Linked DNA regions of Homo sapiens: region 2 is linked to region 1. Evidence: read pairs that join two places in POLR2A ChIA-PET (ENCODE). Cell type or tissue: A673. All regions are shown on one strand. Links, peaks and the distances in the headings refer to the core of each region. The heading gives the core; the rest is flanking DNA.

Evidence for each region. ChIA-PET counts read pairs that join two places held together with the same protein. Peaks named below come from ENCODE experiments on the same cell type or tissue, not always from the same donor. Only the 100,000 strongest peaks of a DNase experiment are listed, where the experiment ranks them.
Region 2: POLR2A ChIA-PET joins it to region 1 with 6 read pairs; 2 of 35 experiments call an interaction of 5 or more read pairs at or near these places.

The regions. Positions count from the first base shown.
Region 1 is chr4:38,965,815-38,968,738 of GRCh38, reverse strand. TMEM156 (transmembrane protein 156) reads left to right here. Exons shown (of 7, transcript NM_024943.3): 7 at 1,098-1,995. Among named protein-coding and RNA genes, the nearest start is that of TMEM156, 65 kb to the left of the region's middle. In A673, for the core only: no CTCF peak of the experiment used is centred there; a DNase peak (open chromatin) is centred at 1,288; H3K27ac peaks cover 1,501 bases.
Region 2 is chr4:39,185,251-39,188,174 of GRCh38, reverse strand. WDR19 (WD repeat domain 19) reads right to left here. Exons shown (of 37, transcript NM_025132.4): 2 at 2,358-2,449; 3 at 1,571-1,636. Among named protein-coding and RNA genes, the nearest start is that of WDR19, 4.2 kb to the right of the region's middle. In A673, for the core only: no CTCF peak of the experiment used is centred there; no DNase peak of the experiment used is centred there.

The DNA of each region.
Region 1 (2,924 bases), core at 1-2,500:
TCTTAGTACTTTGGGTCTCAGTGCAACCAGGGTCTGCTGTTGGCTCAGAAATTCCTAAGTAGCATATAGTGTAGTCATATGATTGTGTCAATGAAATATTACTGGATATTATTATGCTCGAGACCTCTCATTCTGGTTGTTCATTCTGGGATGCTTATCTTTGCATCTGAAGAGTTCCTCTTTCTTTGTTCATTCACCAAATGATTTTTGACCACCTACTGTATGTTGAGAATCCTACTCATTGGCAAAAACAACAATGTAGTCAATGGAGGAGTCAGATTAGAGAAGCCCTAATTCCAATAAAGACTCAAGTAACATGATAAAGGTGTTCACATGTGAAGAGAGGGACTTGGGGAGCACGATAGAGAGACTCCTCCTTCAGAGGACATGATGCCTAGCGTTTAGATGTTCAATAAGGATTTGTTGAGTAAATGAATAAATCCCAATTTCTATGTCTCTGTGTTAGAATCATGGAATGTTATAATTGAAAGAAACTGGCATGAACACTTACACTTTCATTTGATAGATATAGAAAATAAACCAAACATGCTGTAGCAGCAGAGGTTAGTGGAGACTCTAGGTTTCCTTGGTCCTAGGCTGAGAAGTTTGTTATCACTGAGCACAATGTCTTCTTAGGGATATAATGGGGGGTGTCATGGCGTAACACAGAATCAGTCCTGGGGTCACCCTGAAAAGGGAGAATAACTGTCCCAACTTTGGGAACTCTTATACACTGCTGGTAGGAATGTAAACTAGTATAGCCACTACAGAAAACAGTATGGAGATTTCTCAAAAAACTAAAAATAGAACTACTGTTCCATTTAGCAATCCCACTACTGGGTATCTACCCAAAGGAAAAGAAGTCATGGAAGGGTGTGGTGGCTCACGCCTGTAATCCCAGTACTTTGGGAGGCTGAGGCGGTCAGGTTGCCCTGAAAGAGCCCTGAATCAGAGACTTGAGAACATTTTTTGGTGGTCTTATAAGCCATAGTTTTAACAAACGGTTTTAAAATTGTTTTCTGCCCATTCTAATTCAAGTAACACTTAACAAAATTTTTGTGTGAATAATATTTTCTTGCTTTTATTTAAATCTTCAGAATATCCCCGGGCAAGTTGGACCGAGCCCTTTGAAGAATACTCAGAAGTTTATTTTGTGAATGAGTAGACTGGAAAATGTTTGTGTCCAGCTGAGGATGCACAGTTGGAAAGCAGGAGGAATGCTGACTGGTTGATGAAAACTAGCTTAAGAGCATTCATTCGCTCCATGAGATCAAGGGAACAAGAGTGTTTGCAAGAAGCCATTATGAGTCATGGAAAAAAAGATGATGAAACCCATGGAAACAGCAAGAGAATTCCCACTCTCTCTCTTCTTAAAAAAAATCTATCATTATACAGCACAGAGTGGAGCCAAGTTTTTAATTTTGAGGAACCAAAAACAGGATCAAATATGAAAACCCTTTCTTTTATTGGGCCACATTGTAGATGCTGATTTGATAATTGTTTCCTATGCAGATAGATTATTTTTATTTCACAGATTATTTAAAAGGGAAGAGGGCCTGGTTGTTTATTTATATGTTTGTTTGCATTTATGAATCTTGCTGCCTTTTAGCACCAGGATGTTTTTAAAAAAATTCAAAGAGGCCAGGCGCAGTGGCTCATGCCTGTAATCCCAGCACTTTGGGATTCTGAGGTGGGAGGATCATGAGGTCAAGGGATCGAGACCATCCTGGCCAACATGGTGAAACCCTGTCTCTACTAAAAACACAAAAATTAGCTGGGTGTGGTGGTGCGCGCCTGTAGTCCCAGCTCCTCAGGAGGCTGAGGCAGGAGAATCACTTGAACCTGGCAGGCAGAGTTTGCAGTGAACCAAGATCACGCCACTGCATTACAGCCTGGTGCAGAGCAAGACTCTGTCTCAAAAAAAAAAAAAAAAAAAAATCAAAGATACCAATAAAACGAATTTAAATAAAATACTTAAGTACTTTAATAGCAAAACGTTTCCTTTGATTCTTTTGGCTTTCATATTTGTTATAGCCATTGTTAATGTCAAGCATAATTATAGTTACTAATAACAATAAAAAAGCACATATAGACAAGAGGGCAGCTCTTGACATTAAAATATAAACATGCTTTTCCAGAGTTAAGGTGGAACTTAATCTCCTGGCCATCATTATATGGCTACAGTTGCTTATCTGAGTTGATTTACAGGATTAACTGCAGGGTCAGATTTAATAATCAGTGATGGGGTTGAGGACACGCTGCCCCAAAATATGGCACCTTGGCAAACTGAATTTTTTAAGCTGAAGGATTTGAGAAAATGGCAAATTTTAAGTGGAAATATTACTCTGACCTTCCTTTGCCACCTTTCTCCCCGGAAGCAGGTAATAAAACCTTTGCTGACCTTCCTCTAAAACACATCATAGGACCCTCATGTGAGAGGTGCTCTTCCTGTATCCACAGAGGAAAGGCAGTTCCCTATCTCCCAAGACACAGGGACCCAGAGGAGAATCTGAACAAACGGGCTCTGCTAAGTTTCCCTCCATTTATTCCTATTAGATCTAGTACTCTTTTTGCCTGATCATATTTCTGCAAGTGTCTCTCCATTCTTCATCAAACCTACTACTAAAAACACTCAAGTGTAACTGTTTCCTCTGATCTTCACTTCCTGAGGATGGCCCTTGTGTTACGTAGAACTTGTTTAAATAAACCACTATGTTTTTCTCTGGTTAATCTTTTATTATAAAGGATTCAGCTCTGAATTTAAAAGGGTAGGAGGAAAAGATATTTTTCCCTTCCTACATAAGCAATCTAACAGGCATGAATATTCCAGCACACAGAGGTTTTTTTTTCTGGTATTCGATTATTTTTTCTCTAGATCACAAATTGAGATTCTAATTGTAAAATTTAGAGATTGAAGATTTCGC
Region 2 (2,924 bases), core at 195-2,694, 220 kb before region 1:
TTTTCATCTTGGTATTAAATAACCAAATGTGTATTATAAAAAACTTTACAATTTCTTAAACTCTTAATAAAAATATTTACCTTTTCTTCTCTGATGTTATTTTTCATTCTTGGGTATTAAATAACCCATACTTTGATTTATATTTAAGACAGTTGGGAATTACTTCAATTATTTTATTTTTCAAAATGTTGAAATATGTTTTAGGATCTTCATTTTCTAAAGTATATTCAGAGATTTGGGGAGTATGGAAGAGGGAAGCTTTCAAATTATTGACAAAATCATCTGCTAATTAAAGATTGTGTATTTAACAGCATTTTCCTTATCTGGAGATCCTCTGTCAGTCAAATTCCACTATTATGAATACAGCAAAACAATACAGAAGAAATGAGACCATTATGTAACAGAAATAGATGTCACAGAGATCACACAATAAAGCTCACGCAATTTACTCCAAGACAATTTTTACTGAGTGCCTTCTTTCACTTCACATATAATTATAGCTTCTTTGATCTGTTTCCAGGAATACAGAAACCAGAAGCCACAATTAAGAGAGTTAATGGAAAATGCCAAAATGATAGCATTAGGTGGGTGGGGCAGGGCAGGAGGTAGGAAAGGCTGTTAGAGACCAAGAGAAGTAAAACCTAATTTTCAAAAATGGTCAATAAACTACAGAAAGAAACATGAATTTTAAAAGCACAGCAGCATAAGTCAGTTTAGGTGAGGGACTCTATACATCTTTTTTTTTTTTTTTTTTTGAGATGGAGTCTCGTTCTGTCACCCAGGCTGGAGTACAGTAGCGCAATCTCGGCTCACTGCAACCTCCACCTTCCGGGTTCAAGTGATTCTCCTGCCTCAGCCTCCCAAGTAGCTGGGACTACAGGCGCATGCCACCACGCCCAGCTACTTTTTTGTATTTTTAGTGGAGACGAGGTTTGACCGTGTTAGCCAGGATGGTCTCCATCTCCTGACCTCATGATCCACCTGCCTCGGCCTCCCAAAGTGCTGGGATTACAGGCATGAGCCACCACACACAGCCTTTATACATCTTAATAACCACTGAGACCATCAGTAGAATAACTAATATAGGTAGTGATTACACTGAATCATTAAAAATGCTTCAATTATGCTTAGTATAATGTAGAATGATTTCCTGAAAATGGATAAAGCCTTCACCCTTTACAAAGTTATGTGGAAAGTCACTATTTTCCAACAATTTATTAGAGATGGAAAACTAAAGTAGATACAGGTTTATCTTATCTGCCTATACAAACACTAAGACTTGTTTATAATTTAAAAGAATTGTTTCGTGTGGACTCTAATTCTTTCACACGGTCTGATTTATAATCCTGCCGTAAGGCTTCTCTGTGAGTATATGGGTGTTTATAGATAGAAACTCTAATTCATGCTATATCTCTACATATTTCATAACTACTTATGGCTAAAAAAACAAATCCCTTTGCAAATGGAAGAAGCAAAAGATTCCATCTGATTATAATTTTAAGGCAGTATTTTTTTAATCTTTTAGGCAACAAAACTTGACAGGTTTTTTTAAATCTACTTCTGTACTTACCCAGGTAAGTTAATTTCACTTCTTTTTTGACCATGGCGATCAAAGATTTTCACAATATAATCAGCTCTGAAAGCAATCAGAACATAAAGATATGATTTACTTTTTTTTTTTTTTTTTTTTTTTTTTGAGACAGAGTCTCCCTCTGTTGCCCAGGCTGGAGTGCAGTGGTGTGATCTTGGCTCACTGCAACCTCCACCTCCCAGGTTCAAGCGATTCCCCTGCCTCAGTCTCCTAAGTAGCTGGGATTACAGATGCCTGCCACCATACCTGGCTAATTTTTGTATTTTTGTAGAGATGGCGTTTCACCATGTTGGCCAGGCTGGTCTCAAACTCCTGGCCTCAAGTGATCTGCCTGCCTTGGCCTCCCAAAGTGTTGGGATTATTGGCATGAGCCACTGCACCTGGCCTAAATGTTTCTTTCATTTATCTATGTATATAAAGCTGCCATCCAAATGATTTCAGTGTTTTCTCCTGATAGTTTCAGAATTTGCATAAAAAGTTATTACCAGGGAAAAGGTTCTATGAACTTTCATGTTAATGGAGATGAATATATTCCTTTTCCTGTCATATAACTGTTAGACAAAAACTTTTACTGAGGCCAGGTTCACTTGAACCTGGGAGGCGGAGGTTGCAGCAAGCTGAGATCGTGCCACTGCACTCCATCCTGGGCAACAAAGCTAGACTCCATTTAAAAAAAAAAAACAACAACAAAAAAAACTTCTACTGAGTAGATGGTGTGATTACATGGGCATGCAACCACTGCTTAAAACATTCATTGGTTTCTTACCCTGTTACTGCAAGGTAGTTTCCTGATGTTTTTTGCCAGGCAAACTGTATTGGTGCGCCAAGCCAAGTCTTTTCTAGCAGTGAGAAAATACGCTAAAAAATAAACACAATTTTTAATATTTTCAAAACATACAATCAAGTGTTGATCAGAAAAGGTATCAAAACATGGTCATGAAAACCATGTTTTCATAGGATTCAGGATAGTGAGGATTATGTTAGAGCTTATCTAGAAGTTAACAACAAAAGAAATAAAACAAAATCAACCAACCAACTAAACATACACAACTACTTGGTAAATTACAGATCTCAAGATATAGGAGGGCTTTTATTTTAAATTTTTTTTGGCTTTTTAATGTTTCTGAATGTTAATTTTACAAAAATATGTAATTTTAGTGTTTTGTAGATGTTAAAGACTAAAATAATTGAAGCCTGAATTCAGTTAATTATCTGTGGCACGGATTCCTGGTGATTAAACTGAACAAAAATTGCTATCTTAAACATGATAAAAACACAAAATGTCTTTACTCCTTTCAACATTATTTTCTTCTATTAGTTCCATTAGTTATAT